Regions from separate parts of the Homo sapiens genome. Here region 2 is linked to region 1. A link is an interaction called in ENCODE POLR2A ChIA-PET data of the cell type or tissue named here. Cell type or tissue: CD4-positive, alpha-beta T cell. All regions are shown on one strand. Each heading gives the region's core, and the rest is flanking DNA. Links, peaks and the distances in the headings are about the cores only.

Region 1 (5,372 bases), core at 257-5,256:
ACAGGCCTGTGCCAGCAAGCCTGGCTGATTAAAAAAAATGTTTTTTTTAGAGACGAGGTCTTGCTATGTTTCCCAGGCTGGTCTCCAACTCCTGGGCTCAAGTGGTCCTCCCAGTTCAGCCTCCCAAGGTGTTGGGATTACAGGCGTGAGCCACTGCACCCAGCCAAGAGTTGCTTTTTGTATTTTTCCTCCTATTTGAAAATTTAAAAGTAAGGTCACCCTTCTCACCCCTGTCACCTTCCCCCACCTCATTGAAGGCAGGCATACCTGTCTATACACGTTTGTGTAAGAATGTAATTTTTATAGATAAAGATAGATTATCAGTAGACTTGGGAACTCAGTGCTAAGAACTCTGCAGAAAAGTTAAATCTTTGGACCAAAGTAAGGGACACTGTGCTGTGGTGAGAAGTCCCAGACCAGCTCTGCTGTCCCTAGTTGCACGAGCTTGGGTAAATCCCCTTCTCTCTCTAGTTTTCAGTTTCCCCACCTGTAAACTGAAGTTGAGGTACCCCAGCTAGAGGATTGGGTTGCAAAATGCCTTCTTCACAGTCTCAGAGAGGTGATAGTGAGGCCGGGCATGGTGGCTCACGCCTGTAATCCCAGCACTTTGGGAGGCCGAGGCGGGCAGATCACCAGGTCAGGAGATGGAGACCATCCTGGCTAACACAGTGAAACCCTGTCTCTACTAAAAATACAAAAAAAAAAAAAAAAAAAAATTTGCCGGGCATGGTGGTGAGCACCTGTAGTCCCAGCTATGCGGGAGGCTGAGGCAGGAGAATGGTGCAAACCCGGGAGGCGGAGTTTGCAGTGAGCCGAGATCGCGCCATTGCACTCCAGCCTGGGTGACAGAGTGAGACTCCGTCTCAAAAAAAAAAAAAAAAAAAAAAAAAAAAGAGAGAGGTGATAGTGAAAGCACTTGGAGGAGGTGAGGCCCAGTTAACCAATCCAGAACAGTCCCACTTTCATCTTTTCATATTTTAGGTTCTGTGTAAAACTTCATTAAACACAGGGCTCCACTGCTTAGATTTTTAAAATTAATGGGTAAATTACTGTTAAGGGCTTTTCAAGTTCTGACACTGTAATTCCAAATATGACTTTTCATTTATTGAGTTGGTTTAAATCAGGGTATGCCTGCAGCTTTGTCTTCCTTTCCCCCCCACAGAGCCCAACCAGGGCTGCAGAGGAGCTCAAGCCCATCGGGGCTGAACCCTGGTGTATGGGGAGGCAGAGGAGGGCCACGGATCCTTTTCACTCTTTATGTGACATCCCTTCCCCCATCTCGTGGCCTAGTGGTATGGCTGGGGCTCTGCCAGCTCCCTAAGACATCCCCAATTGCCCCTCTCTGGCACCAGTGCCTGCCGATGGCAGCTGCTGGAACTGGAGCTTGGCCTTAGTTTTATGCCTGCTGGAGACTTGATCAGCAAGACCTGGGCAAACATAATGAGCCCCTTGCTGCTTCCTCACCCCTAAACTCTCCAGCTCCCTACATCCTTCCTCTGCAGCCCACAGAATGGAAGTGGTAAAGTAGCCCTCCCATCTGACAGCAGAGGCCAGGGCTGGGCCTCTCTGTTCTCTCAGCTTTTCACACCAGGAAAGGGAGGCAGAACTGGACTGAGTATCTTGATAGTCCTCAGGCTACTTGAATGATCGCCCTCAGTATGTTTTATTTGGTCACTGTGGAACATGGAAGGTCATCACCGAGGAACTTCTGCATTGGAATCCTCTACCTCGGAAGAGGAATAAAAAAGTACGTCTCTGGAGCGTCTTCCCTCCGACGTTATCCGGCAGTTGTCCCCCCCTGCTGCTATCTCCAAGGCAATCAGGGCCAGTTTATGTCTACAGGGTCCCCTTCACTGACGATCTGAGACACTAGGCAGGTTGGAAAGGGTGGAGTGGTGCTAGGAGCAAATTATTCACCTGAAGAAAATAGAAAGTTAGATCCTTCTGTTTAGGATTGAAGAAAATAATGGTGTTTCCCAAAGGCCTGGAGTTAAGTGCTGCTTATGTGGTTTTCTGTCTTCCTTCCTGATCATGAGAGAAGCTACAGGAGCAGGAAGATGGGAATCCTGACTGATACACACTCTATTTCCAACAATAGTTTTGCTGATTATAGTTTGTTGAATGCCAATTATAAGCACTGCACATAACTTTCTCCCTAATCTTTACAACAATCCTTTAAACTAAGGCAACTCAGGCTTGCAAGAGTTAGGCAGTGTCCCCAAGATTGTGAATTTCTACTGATCTTTCAAGACACAGATCCAATGTCACTTCCTTTAAAAAAAAATATTTATTTACTTATTTATGAGATGGGGTCTTCTTATGTTGCTCAAGATCACCTCAAACTCCTGGGCTCAAGGATCCTCCTGCCTCAGCCTGCAGAGTAAGCTGGGATTCTGTCACCCAACACACCCAGCTCAATATCACCTTCCTTTGAAGCTTGCTCTAACCAGCCTTGGTTTGTCTTTGTTTTCTTGGCTTCCTGTGCATTTCTCTCTATTACACAGCACTGTGTGTTTACCCACAGGTCTCCCACTTCAAACCACAAGCTCTTCTAAAGTCAGGGATTTACTTATTTCTTTGGTACCCTCACCTAGTACAATGCCCACCCACTGGAGGCCTTCTGTGAATGGTATTATTAGCACTATCATTGTCCACCTGGAGGCAGCACACCCAGCTACCAGACCCCTTGTGCAGGAAAGCCAGCTCTCTGGCCAGGTGGCTGGGCTGTCAAACCCCTAAGTGAAGGGAAATGTCCACACAAGCCTCTGCTTATGCCCCTATGGAAGCCAGGGATGACTGTACCAGCAGTTTGCTGCATCCTCTTTGGATTCAGTGGAAGGTACAGTACTCATTGCTGGCATCAGCTGGGCTGTCCTTGGGGACACTGGGGCTATGCAGGAACATCTCTACCTTGGACTCAAAGACCCAGTGCTACGGTTTGAATGTGTCCCTCAAAAAGCATGTGTGGAAAGTTAATCCCCAACACAACAGTGTTGGAAGGTGGGGCCTAACGGGAGGTTTGTAGGTCATGAACTCCGTGCTCATGAATGGATTAATGACAATTATAAAAGGACTTGAGGCTGAGGCTGCAAGTTTGATCTCTTGCTCTCTTGTCCTTTTGCCTTCTGCCATGGGATGACACAGCATGAAGGCCCTCACCAGATGCAGGCCCCTTGATCTTGGACTTCCCAGTCTTTAGAACTGTAAGAAATAAATCCATGCTTTAAATAAATTATCTAATCTCAGGTATTCTGTTATAGCAGCATGAAACAGACTAAGACACCCAGTGAGGAAGCTGCAGGAAAGAAAACCCAGAAGGGGAAAAAGGGGTCAGTTGCAAGGGTCTCAGAGAAAGCTTCTCTTGAGTAGGGCTGCATCTCATAGGTAAAAGGGGAGAGGAATTCTCCACTAGGGCTAATGAACCCTGCTCCTAGCTGGGAAGTGGATAAAATGTCAGCAGGGGTCTGATTGAGGAACCAGGTTATGTCTGTCCTCTAGAAGCGGAGGCAAAACAGTCACAGGGGACAGTCACAGAGTGTCTCTGTAGACACCTTCCTTCTTCTGTTACTGGGGGAACACCTGGAGGCAGAAGGTGCTAGGGGTAATGATGGTGGCATTAGAGGCAGTAGGGAGGAGGGAGAGCATCCACTTCTGCCAGAGAACTTTGAGAGAAGTGGAGCAGATGAAACAATGAGGGGAGTGGCAGGGTATTGCCAATGGCTTAAATTATGAGCAGATAGGTGAGAGAAGAGAGGGCAGGGGAGGCATCTGGAATTATTTATTCTGAGAAGAGAAAGACATTTTCTTCTTCTTTTATTTTTATTTTTTTGAGATGGAGTCGCTCTGTTGCCCAGGCTGGAGTGCAGTGGTGCGATCTCGGCTCACTGCAAGCTCTGCCTCCTGGGTTCACACCATTCTCCTGCCTCAGCCTCCCGAGTAGCTGGGACTACAGGCACCCGCCACCACACCTGGCTAATTTTTTGTATTTTTTAGTAGCGACGGGGTTTCACCGTGTTAGCCAGGATGGTCTTGATCTCCTGACCTCATGATCCACCCACCTCGGCCTCCCAGAGTGCTGGGATTACAGGCGTGAGCCACCGCGCCCGGCCGAGAAAGACATTTTCATAGGCTTCACTGACATATAGGAATTGACATGTGTGGCTGGGCACCGTGGCTCACGCCTGTAATCCCAGCACTTTGGGAGGCCGAGGCGGGTGGATCATGAGGTCAGGAGATGGAGACCATCCTGGCTAATGTGGTGAAACCCTGTCTCTACTAAAAATACAAAAAATTAGCCGGGCATGGTGGCGGGCGCCTGTAGTCCCAGCTACTTGGGAGGCTGAGGCAGAATGGCATGAACCCGGGAGGCAGAGCTTGCAGTGAGGTGAGATCGCACCACTGCACTCCAGCCTGGGTGACAGAGCAAGACCCCGTCTCAAAAAAAAAATTGACATGTGTAAGATCACAATTCCTGGTCTATTGGATGTTCTACTGTACACACTGCTTCCTCAAAGCCAAGGGAATTAATCCCTAATGGTAGGAGGTGATATTTGACAGGAATATTTGAGGATGTTGTTTTGAGGAGGAAGAGGAGTGTATTAGTCAGGGTTCTCTAGAGGGACAGAACTAATAGGATATTATATACATATATATATATATGAGTATATATATATGAGTTTATATATATATGAGTTTATATATATATATATGAGTTTATTAAGGAATATTAAACTCACATGATCACAAGGTCCCACAATAGTCCATCTGCAAGCTGAGGAGCAAGGAAGCCAGTTCGAATCCCAAAGGTGAAGAACTTGGAGTCTGATGTTCGAGTGCAGGAAACATCCAGCATGGGAGAAAGATGTAGGCTGGGAGGCTAAGCCAGTCTAGTATTTTCACATTCTTCTGCCTGCTTTTATCCTAGCTGTGCTGGCAGCTGATTAGATTGTGTCCAGCCAGATTAAGGGTGGGTCTGCCTTTCCCAGCCCACTGACTCAAACGTTAATCTCCTTTGGAAATACCCTCACAGACACACCCAGGATCAATACTTTGCACCTTTCAATCCAATCAAGTTGACACTCAGTACTAACCATCACAAGGAGGTAAAAGAGAAAGAGGAAAGGGCAGCCATAAAGAAAGGGAGCCTTGGCCTGAGGACACGGGCCTCTTCTGTTCTCTCAGGGAGACCCACCTGAGCATAGATCACCTTTCCAGGTGGACTAGAGGCTCCAGGAGGCCCCTCCAAGCCTCTCCCACTATGCAAGCCTTGCTCTCTCTTCTATCCTGTATTGGGAAGGGGGGTAGAATACAGGATAAGATGAGCTCTCCAGCCCCTGGGGAACCCCCCAGGGGGAGATCCTAGGGGAGTGAGG
Region 2 (5,372 bases), core at 255-5,254, 89 kb after region 1:
AGGGTTCAGGAGTGCCATGTTGGTAGATGAAGCACTGCTCTATTTTGTCCCTCACCTTAACAGGCACATGTCACCTGTACTTGGTGGCTCTATCCAGCAGAAGGAGAGAAGGTGGGAATGAGTGTCATCGTGGTTCAGACACTGTCCAGTGGGGTCACCTTAGCTTAGTCACTTCATATATGGAGGGATTCCTGGGAGCAGGCTCTGTGCTAAGGTGCTGGGGAAACAAAAATAAAATAATGTCCCTGTTCTCAAGGAGGAGCTCACAGTCTAGTGGAGAAGGCAGACCTGCAGTTTAACGATGGCTATTTCATGATGTCCTTGCTCTGCCGAGGAGGAGGTGAGCAGCACAGTGGGAGCACGGAGGGAATCAGGACCTCCGTGCTCCCACTTGCTAGAGGAGGCAGGGCTGAGATACAACGAGAAGGGTTATTTGCCAGGTGGACAAAAGCAGAGGTCATTGAGTTTAGAAAGTGGGTTCAGGTTGGGTGCAGTGGTGCACATCTGTAGTCCTAGCTACTTGGGAGGCTGAGGTAGGAGGATCCCTTGAGCCCAGGAATTTGAGGCTGCAATGAGCTATGATGGTGCCACTGCACTCAAGCCTGGGTGACAGAGTGAGATCCTGTCTGAATAAACAAACAAAAAGCAGCAGACTCAGCAAGTGCAAAGGAATGAACATGTGGCAGGGAAATGTGGAATAACTTGGAAGAGTTGGATAATACAAAGTGGCATGTTGGCAATGATGGTGCGGGGATGTTAGGCTGGCGAGGCATTGGGAAGCATGAAGGATTTCAAGCAGGGGATGGACACAACCAGATCTGTGTGTTGGAAAGTCTGCCTGGGCTGCCCCACAGAGGGCATGATGGGGGTGGGGAGGACACCTGGAAAGCTGATACCATGATCTGGGTGAGATAGGGTGGGGTAGGGGAGTCACCCTAAGGCTGGGCAGTGAGAGAAGTAACAGGATTGAGGGATTGTGCTTAGCTGGTTTGGGCTTGAGTGACTGGGTAATTGGGGGCACCATCCATCCCAGTAGGGAAACAGGAGGTATGTAGGTTTAATGGTGAGGATGGAGATGCATATGCATTAAGTTTGAGGACCTGATGATTTGAGGTGCTCATGGGACATCCAAAGTGAGATGTCTGAGGGAGAGCTGATATAAAGATTTGGAGGCCAAATAAAAGTTAGGGCTGTAGTTTGATATTTGGGGCTCATCATCCTACATCAAATACAGATGAGTTAAGGGGCCACAGAATGCTCTGGAAGCTGCACAGGATGACTTTGGTGCCCTGTGCATCCACCGTTGGCATTCGCTGTTCCCCTGCATGCTGAGGCTTCTGCCTGCATCCCTGCAGTTCTGCCAGAGGCCTTCTCTGCAGACAGAAGCAGGCTGTCTGTCCTGTGCATGGGACAGGTTAGGAGTGTTGTGGAGTTGATGACCCCAGGAGCAGCCTTCAGCCAGTGACAGATGCGAACTGGATGATGAAAACCATCTTTACTTCCTGTAGGTGTGTTCTGCCATCTCTCAGGGGCTTCCAGTGGGATTGCGTTTGAGTTCCCAGTTGCCCACAGGGGCTTGTCAGTCCTCCTCCATTGGCTTCCTCCCCCTTTCTGTGTCACTCTTCCATTTCCCTACAGTGCTTCCTGGGATCACCTGCCAAGTCAATGAATCTCATGCTCATCCTTGTCTCAGAGTCTGCTTCTGGGGAACCCGTTCTAAAACACTGGTTTCCTTCAGTAGGATGTGCGTCTGCATTGACTGCTTCCTGTCTTGATTGCTTCTTCATGTTTCCAGCATGTCTTGACTCTCAACTGGCCTGGAAGTGGCTTCAGGGTGTTTTCATCTCTGTGTCTCCAGCACCAGGATGCCAGGGGAAGGGATTCCTCAGCAAGCGGTTGTTGGATATATGAATGAATAAACCCACCAGTGGCTTCTCATTGCTTTTAGGATCGAGACCCAACTGTTCAATAAGCTTCACAAGGCTCCTTCCCACCTCTCCACCTCCACGTCCCGCCACCCTCCCCCACCCTCTGATGGTGCGTGTGGCACATGCCGGTCTCTGCCTGACTGCTCCTTCGCCAAGCCATCCTCTTGACACAGTACTAGTTCACACCTCCTCCCCCATCCTTCCCTTAGCACTCCTCCATTTCCCACTCCCCGCCCCCTTCTCAGAGAACTCAGGCATCCTCTCTGCAGCAAAGATGTCCCTGACCACCGTCCCCAGCCCAGACCAGTTGGGGCCCTACTGTTCTAACCTCCTGTAGCACTCTGTGTATTTCTTCATGCTCCCTATCATTGACTTCGGTTATGAATTTTTTTTTTTTTTTTTGAGACGGAGTTTCGCTCTTGTTGCCCAGGCTGGAATGCAGTGGCGCGATCTCGGCTCACTGCAACTTCCGCCTCCTGGGTTCAAGCGATTCTCCTACCTCAGCCTCCTGAGTAGCTGGGATTACCGGCATGCACCACCACGCCTGGCTAATTTTTTTTTGTATTTTTAGTAGAGATGGGGTTTCACCATGTTGGTCAGGCTTGCCTCGTACTACTGACCTCAGGTGATCCACCTGCCTCGGCCTCCCAAAGTGCTGGGATTACAGGTGTGAGCCACCATGCCCGGCCTTGGAATTATTTAAATAATGCTTAGAATGATGTTTCTCAAACTTTTCTGATTATGAACCACAGGAAGAAATACATTTTATGCCAGGACCCAGTTCACGTAATACATGTATAACTGAATGCTTATCCTCACTGCTTGGGCTACACTAATATTTTCTATCCCATTCTGTATTGCATTTAAAAAAATGCTGGCTGTGACTCACTAAATGGACTATAGGCTGGCAGTTGGGAAAAAGGTCTAGACAACAAGATAGATGCCTGCAAATTCAGGAGAGTAGGGACTTAATTCACTTGTACTCACTGCTGTCCCCCAGGGCACTGCACAGTGTCTGGCACCCAGAAAGGTGCTCAATCAATATTTGTTGAATGACCATATGATAGGAACAAATATGTATGAATGAGTGAATGAATTGCCTGCCCCACCCAGACAGGAAACTGTGGCTTCTATCAGATTTTGCTGTTACCGAAAAATACCAGCCCACTTCCTGTGGCTTTGATCTGCAGCCTTAATTCTAAACTGCCCTGCCTCAGCCAACAGCTATCTGCAGCTCATTTCCTGCTTTCTGGCCATCTTATCTCTGTCTTCAAGCATTCCTCAGCTTTCTCTTTCCAGGTAAGTATACCCAGAGCCCCAGTTCTTCCTCTTGCAACTTTGGCAGCACAGGGTGGGGCTGCCCTTTTGGGCCAAGTACTATCCCAGATCTCAGGCTCCTGGGGTGTGGGGCCTTTCTGGGTCAGGCGTGTCCTTCTGATTCCAGCCTCCTGGGGGGCAGGTGCTAGGGCTGGGCCTGGGCATCGGTCCACATCCTGTTGATGGTCTTTGGGACAGGATGGGGGATGAGGATGGAGGGTAGACATTGATGAAATAACCATGCAGATGTCTAATTATGGACTGTGAAAGAGGCTATGAAGGAAAAGTCAAGGTTGCCTTGAGAATGTGTAACAAGGGACATGCCTATAGGGGATCACGGAGAGCTGCCTCAATTAATCCAAGATCTGAATACAATAGAAGCTAGCCAGGCAAAAAGGGTAAAGGAGAGAGAAAGAACTTGCAGATGGAAGAGACTGCAGGTGCAAAGGTCCTGGGGTAGGAGTGAGTGATAGCGGTCCTGTTGAGGAGCTGAAGAAAACTCAGTGCAGCTGGTGGACAAAGACAGAAGGATTTACAACAAGGAGGCCAGAGAGGCACCTAGGGGCCAGCCCCAGTGCACCAGCTTAGAGGTTTTGGATTTACCTTGAAAACAGTGGGAAGCAACAGAACATTTGTAGAAGCGTGATGACATTGTGTTTGGTTTTTTTAATTTGTTTTTGTTTATCTATTTTTATTTTTATTTATGTATTTTTGAGACAGGGTCTCGCTCTGTCGCCCAGGCTGGAGTGCAGTGGTGCTATCTCAGCTCACTGCAATCTCCACCTCCCGGGTTCAAGAATTCTCCTGCCTCAGCCTCCTGAGTAGCTGGGACTACAGGCACATGCCACCATACCCAGCTAATTTTTTTGTATTTTTAGTAGAGACGGGGCTTCACCCTGTTAGCCAGGATCGTCTCAATCTCCTGACCTCGTGATCTGCCCATCTCGGCCTCCTAAAGTGCTGGGATTACAGCAGTGAGCCACAGTGCCCGGCCCTGTTTTGGTTTATTTTTGAGACAAGGTCTTCTCTGTCACCCATGCTGGAGTGCAGTGGCACGATCATAGCTCACTGTAGCCTTGACCTCCTGGGATCCAGCAATCCTCCCAAGACATTGTGTTTTGCAAGATCCTCTGGATGTGGTATGGCTAAAGGGTTGGGGAGCTGATCAAGTGCAGAGGGCAGGAGCCTAGGGTGGTGGTGGTGGAGATACAGGCACATGACTGGCTTTGAGAAGTACAGTACTTAGTAAGTACAGTCCAATATAGTCCAATACAGTAGAGTTGAATTTGTCCATTCAACAGTGTTAAACACCATGACTCTAAGGACCAGAGAGCCAGGCTGGGTTCTGCCTTTAGGCAGCTCTCAGTCTTCTGGGAGTGCAAGTTGGAGGCAGATTGGCCAGGCTGAAAATGCAAAGTGCTCAGGGATGTTCAAATAGCAAGCATGCCTCCTGGAGTGCATGCCCAGAGGAAGAAGGAGCACCTTCAGTGGGTGCTTTCCTGCAAATACTGTTTGAGTTCCAGGCAGAAGAGAAAACAGGGTGCTGGGAGAGGATTCATTAGGGTCTCCTTCCTGACTCCTCACCATCATTTATAGGACTTTTGGCTACAGGGATCTTCCCTGCATTTCACCGGGGCCTATAGTAGGGCTGAGAGTGTGAGAGGGAACAGGGGTCTCCCCAAGTGCCTGGGGCAGCGAGCCTTGTAGGTCAGGTGAGGGTGGCATCCAGACTGGGCTCTCACTCTCCTCTTCCTGCCTCTGACTCATTTTCCTTGGAAGTGCATTCCTCTGTAAACCTGATTACTCATGGAGTCTCCGCCCTCCACCTGCAGGCCTGCGCCCTTCCCTGAGGTGTCTCAGTGAGCAAGCCTGAGCCCCCACCCCTATCCCTGCATCCCCATCCCCAAGTAGGGCCTGGGTCTCCCCCTTGGAGTGGGAGCTCCCTGAGGGCAGGGCAGGTATGTTTCTTTGCTTGGCGATTAGGGCTCCTCCAAGGCCTTGAGGAGGGTTTCTCACCCACAGGCTTGTTGCCAACCACCCTCCCGCCACCCCTCTGCCCCTCAAAGGGCTCTGAGGGATCCTCCTGTTATATGGAGTGGCAGGTTGTGGGATGGGTTTGTGGGGCTC

Evidence for each region. Peaks named below come from ENCODE experiments on the same cell type or tissue, not always from the same donor. Only the 100,000 strongest peaks of a DNase experiment are listed, where the experiment ranks them.
Region 2: POLR2A ChIA-PET joins it to region 1 with 11 read pairs; 12 of 35 experiments call an interaction of 5 or more read pairs at or near these places.

The regions. Positions count from the first base shown.
Region 1 is chr17:40,424,602-40,429,973 of GRCh38, forward strand. No RefSeq gene overlaps it. Among named protein-coding and RNA genes, the nearest start is that of TOP2A, 9.4 kb to the left of the region's middle. In CD4-positive, alpha-beta T cell, for the core only: no CTCF peak of the experiment used is centred there; a DNase peak (open chromatin) is centred at 2,470; H3K27ac peaks cover 547 bases.
Region 2 is chr17:40,513,823-40,519,194 of GRCh38, forward strand. LOC105371773 (a long non-coding RNA gene) reads left to right here and starts at 3,123. Exons shown (of 4, transcript NR_188623.1): 1 at 3,123-3,227. In CD4-positive, alpha-beta T cell, for the core only: no CTCF peak of the experiment used is centred there; DNase peaks (open chromatin) are centred at 1,769, 2,099 and 3,099; H3K4me3 peaks cover 3,231 bases.